Linked DNA regions of Homo sapiens: region 2 is linked to region 1. A link is a loop called in an ENCODE intact Hi-C map of the cell type or tissue named here. Cell type or tissue: ascending aorta. All regions are shown on one strand. Each heading gives the region's core, and the rest is flanking DNA. Links, peaks and the distances in the headings are about the cores only. Region 1 overlaps LOC105370174 (a long non-coding RNA gene). Region 2 has its middle 10 kb from the start of RGCC.

Evidence for each region. A loop is a pair of places that touch in the nucleus more often than their neighbours do. Peaks named below come from ENCODE experiments on the same cell type or tissue, not always from the same donor. Only the 100,000 strongest peaks of a DNase experiment are listed, where the experiment ranks them.
Region 2: a loop joins it to region 1, with 2.9 times the contacts of the local background. A loop is called at or near these places in 8 of 110 quality-filtered maps.

What each region holds. Positions count from the first base shown.
Region 1 is chr13:41,560,845-41,563,653 of GRCh38, reverse strand. It overlaps LOC105370174 (a long non-coding RNA gene), which reads right to left. Exons shown (of 3, transcript XR_941901.2): 3 at 1-307. Among named protein-coding and RNA genes, the nearest start is that of MIR5006, 6.1 kb to the left of the region's middle. In ascending aorta, for the core only: no CTCF peak of the experiment used is centred there; a DNase peak (open chromatin) is centred at 1,393.
Region 2 is chr13:41,445,905-41,448,713 of GRCh38, reverse strand. No RefSeq gene overlaps it. Among named protein-coding and RNA genes, the nearest start is that of RGCC, 10 kb to the left of the region's middle. In ascending aorta, for the core only: no CTCF peak of the experiment used is centred there; no DNase peak of the experiment used is centred there.

The sequences.
Region 1 (2,809 bases), core at 263-2,762:
GCATCTGTTCTTGCATGGTGGTGCACGTTGGCTTTGGAATACCAAGACTACATAATTTTAAAATCAAGTGGTGTTTGTGGTATTTGGCCACGCAGAGCAAAGTATAACATTCTTTTAAAGTGGTTTGCATCCTGGGGGTGGGAAGAACGTCATGTTCTGCTGTAAGAAATCTCACCAAGGGGACATGTAAACTCGGAGCGTCAGCTACTTCTCAAGATTCCCCTCTTCTGCAGGTGCCAGAGACTTGGAGTCTTCCCTCTTTTCCAAAGGCTTCAGTGGAAGTACTTTGGGGCTGCTAGCTCCTTCCCTGAAGGAACAACCAGAGTGTGTGAATAAATTCAGACTCCAAAGATGGTGAGTGTGACCACAGAGGAGTTTCAGAATATAAGAATGTATTAATATGAAATGCAGCTCTGAAGCATTAAGTCATGGTAGCTGGGGTTTGACCTGGAAATGGAAGAGAACAGTGTCTCTCTGAACATCCTAAAGCAAGTTTGCTCCTTACGCAGGCCAGAATACGGCAAGAAAATCATGAGCCTGTCAAGAGTACTCTGTGTAATTGGTCTCATGACATCATGGCTGTACATGAAGCCTTACTGATTGAAACTTGAAGAAAAATAAGTATATTTACTCAGAGGGGACATTAAAGTTGGATTTTTCAAGTGCAATGTGTTTATATTAATAAATACTGCTGCTAATTTAACGAGACTGACCGTTTGTTTACTCCAGCACTAATTAAGTCTTTCATCATCAGGACTCCAGAAATAGAGTGAGTCTCGACAAAGCTAGCTGATCCATTTCCTTTTACAAAAGATTTTATGGCCCATATGAAATTCAGGCCTAAAAATGGCCTAGAAAGGAACACTTGCAGCCCCAACAGAAATCAAATAGCAAAGCTGGGGAAGCAGCCTGATTGACTTGCCTCCTAGGGGTGGCTCCTACAGAGCCTGAGGCTGCTGGGGAATCCAAGGGCCTCTGCAACAAGCGGATGCTCAGATCAAGGGTGTTACACACAAAAGAAGAGCAGATGACAGGGGCTACTGGGGAAGGCCAGGGTTGAGTTAATGGATCCATGGGTTGAATAATAAAATTGTCTATTTGGCAGTTGGCAAAGAGAGAATATTTAACTGAAAAGTTTCCTTCAGGGCTCCAGTGTTGGAACAGCTATTTTCAAGGCTGATAGAATATGCATGTCCATCCATTGCAGGCTCAAGTACAAAGATTTGATATTAAATATGTAGTGCCAGAACTGAAGAATCTCTTTTTGCATGACCTTTCGTGGTGACTGGAAGAAACGGGTATACTCTGCAGAGGTGGAAGATTGTAGCAGCTCCACAAAACCGCATGAAAGCAGATATTCAGTCACTTGGCTGGAATGCAGCTCCACACAGCTGGCCTGGCGCCGTGCCCCGCAGCATCTGAAGTCTATCTGTACAGTGGTGTTTCCCTGCAAAAGGGGCTTCTCTTTTCAACTACAAGTTGCCCTGACGGGCTACCATCATGCACCCCTTGGTCCAAATTCTTTCATTCCCATGCTTTCCTCCTAACCCCCACTGGTAGGAAGGTCCTTAGACAGAGGGCCTGTGATGGGTTGAGGAGATAGAATTGGCTGGGGGCATTTGCAGCTTGGAGCATTACTCAAGCAGAGAACCCAGACCTGGGACACAACGTGAGGGCAGGAGATATGGGAACCTTGGGTGACATTCTTGCCTTGGGCATATATTCTGCTGTCAGGCCTCCTGAGAGCACTCACTGAAGGCGGTGTTGGGTTTGGATGGCAGTGCCTTGGTTCTCCTTAGTCTTGTTTTTGCAGAGACACCCAGTTTTCCATTTGTATTTTTGCCTCCATCTTATAGAAGTGCTCTGCCTTTCTGACCTCTGGGTTATGGAGGCAGGCGCAGCATGCATGTTAGGGAGGTAATTTCCTAGCTGTGATGAAAGGCCTCTGGCCCAGAGGAAGGGCAAGGCCTTTGAAATTGGACATCTACTCCACAGCCTCTGGGCCATTATTTGATGATGTGAACAAATCAGCTTTTTTTTTTTTTTATTTCTAATTTGGGTTGCCAAGAAAACTCTTGCCCTGTACTGTGGGCCTTTAGGAAAACAATTTATACCAAGAGGCCACTACAGTTCTTGGGAGCCACTTCTCTTTCCTTGCAGAAACAGGGCCTGGGTCATGCCCCACTGTTCGGCACGACAAGACATGAGGAAGTTCTTGTGGAAAGCGCACTGGAATTCCTGAGCTCCAGCTGGGTAAGGACTTAAATGAGATCAGTGTGTGCCTGTCAAACTCAAAATCGAAATATATCCCTCCTGTTGAGTGTAAGTATTGAGTACATATCAGTGGAGCCTCCTCCACTAAGAAGTTTTCTAAAGTGCCTGTGATTCAGCCTTTAAGAAGAAGCTGTTGTGTAACAGTTTTTAAAAATCCTTGAGTATTATTTCCTTAGCACTAAAAAGACCAAGTGCCTCTGAAAAAATGAACGTGGCCTTCTAAAAACAAAAAATAAAAACAGCTCTTTTTTCTCTTTAAGATGGTTCTCTTCGGGTACAGTGGCTCATGCCTGTAATCCCAACAATTTGGGAGGCCGAGGCGTGAGGAACACTTGAGCCCAGGAGTTCAAGGCCAGCCTGAGCAACACTGGGAGATCCCATCTCAACGAAAAATTTTTAAAAATTAGCTGGGCATGCTGGCCTGTTCCCTCTCCCCAAACCCAGGGAGAACCCTGACTCAGTTAGGCACTCAGCTCCCAAAAGAACTGGTCCCTTTAGTCAGTTCCTTCTCGGGGGAGTCTTAGAGGCTAAGCCT
Region 2 (2,809 bases), core at 256-2,755, 110 kb after region 1:
CTTGTAATGTCACATGGGGTGTACACCCTGGGATATTATTTCGAATATCCTAAAGGGGTGTTATCTTAATGTCATAGGGTGTGTACACCCCTTGATATTATTCGTAATATCCTAAGGAGATATTACTTTAAAAATCACAATAGGTGTGCACACGTGGTGTACACCCTGTGATATTATTCACAATATCTGAGGGAGGTATAACTTTTCATATCACAGTGGGTGTACACACTGTGATATTATTCATCATATCCTAGAAGTATATTATTCCTATTGTCACAGGGGTTTAACATCCTGTGAAATTATTTGTAGTTATCCACGGGGATGATTATCCTAAAGTCGCAGGATGTGTACACCCTGTGATATTATTCGTAATATTCTAGGGAGATGTTACTCCTAATATCGCAAATGTGTACACGCTGTGATATTATTCACAATATACTATCTGGATATTGTTACTAATGTCACAATGCTTGTACAGCTTGTGATATTATTCATAATATCCTAAGGGGATGTGACTCCTATTGTCACGGGGGTGTGCTTTCTGTGCTATGATTCGTAGTATCCCAGGGGGATGTTACTCCCACCATACACATTGTGTCCACTTTGTTATATTATTCATAATATCCTAGAGTGATGTTACTCCTCATGTCACGGGGGTGTACATCCTGTGATGTTATTCTTCACATTCTAGGAAGATGTTGACTCCTAATATCACAGAGGGTGTACAATCTGTGAAGTTATTCATAATAGTTTGGGGGGATGTTACTCCTAATGTCACACGTGGTGTACAAACAGTGATATTATTTGTACAGTTTTTTGGATATGTTACTCCTAATATCACAGGGGCTGTACACCCTGTCATATTATTCGTAATATCCTAAAGAAATGTTACCACTAATGTCACAGGCGGTGTACATCGTGTGGTATTATTCCCAATATTATAGGGTGATGTTACTCCTAATGTCACAGAAGGTGTTCACGCTCTGAAAATATTCGTAAAAATCAGTAGTAAGGGATGTTACTACTGATGTCACAATGCAGGTACACAGTCTGATATTATTTCTTATAGCCTAGGGTGATGTTACTTCTAATGTCACAGGGGGTGTACATTTTGCGATTTGATTCGTAATATTTTAGAAAGATGTTACTCCTAATGTCACAGAGGGTGTACACCCTGTGAAGTTATTCATAATAGTTTTGGGGGCTGTTACTCCTAATGTCACCCGTGGTGTGCAAACAGTGATATTATTCGTAATATTTTATGGAAATGTTACTCCTATTATCCCAGGGGCTGTACACCTTGTAATATTATTCATAATATCCTAACAAAATGTTACATCTAATGTCACAGGGGGTGTACACCGTATGATATGGTTCCCAATATTGTAGGGGAATGTTACTCCTAATATCACAGGGGGTGTTCACACTGTGATAATATTCGTAATATCCTAAATGGATGTTACTGCTAATGTCACGACACGTGTACATCCTCTGTATTTGTTCGTTATATCCTCGGGGGAGGTTACTCCTACTGTCACACGGGGTGTACTCCCTGTGATATTATTCCTAATATCCTAGGTGGATGTTACTCCTCGTGTCACAGGGGCTGTGCGTTTTGTGATATTATTCACAATATCCTAGAAAGATGTTACTCCTCAGGTCACAGGGGATGTACACCCTGTGATATTATTCGTACTATCCTAGGGGACTTTACTCCAAATGTCACAGAAGGTGCACTCTCTCTGATATTACTCGTAATGTGTCAGGGAAATGTACTCCTAATGTCACAGGGCTTGTGCACCATGTGTGCACAACCCCTGTGATGTTATTTGTAATATTCTCGAGGGATGTTAATCCTAATATTCCATATGCTGTTAACCATGTGTGAACACCTTTGTGATATTATTCCTAACATACTAGAAAGATGTAACTCCTAACATCACATGGGGTATCCGCCATGTGTGTACACATTCTGTGATATTATTCATAACATCGTAGGGAGATGCTACTCCTAATTTTACAAGGTGCGTACATTATGTGTGTACACCCCCTCTGAGGTTATTCGTAATATTCTAGGGGAATGTTGCTGCTAATGTCACAGGGAGAGTACACCATGTGTATGCAACCCTGGTAATATTATTTCTAATATCTTGGGGGGATGTTGCTCCTAATGTCACCTGGAGTGTACACCATGTGTGTACACCTTCTGTGATATTATTCGTAAATCACAGAAAAAGATTATGCCTAATGTAACAGGATGTGTATACCATGTGCGTCAACTGCCTTTGATATTATTCATAATATACTAGGGGGATGTGACTTTTAATGTCACAAAGTGTGTACAAAATGTCACAAGGTGTGTATGCCTTATGGTATTATTCCTGATATCCAGAAGGGTGTTACTCCTAAGGTTACAGGGGGTGTACACCCTTTGATAATATTTGTAGTCTTATAGGGAGATATTGCTGTAAATCTCACAGTGGGTGTACACACATAGTGTACACCCACTGTGATATTATTTGTAATATCTTAGAGATATTACAGAGTCATAGCTCTCTGTGTAATATTAGAGAGTTATATCTCTCTAAGACAGTACAAATAATACCACAGTGGGCGTACCTCATGTGTGTACACCCTGTGATATTATTTGTAATATCCATGGTAAACATTACATCTAATATCACAGAGAGTGTACTCCGTTTGATATTTCTCATACTATCATAGGGAGATATTGCTTCTAATATCACAGTGGGTGTACACCATGTGTGTATATTCTGTGATATGATACCTTATATCCCATTGAGTTATC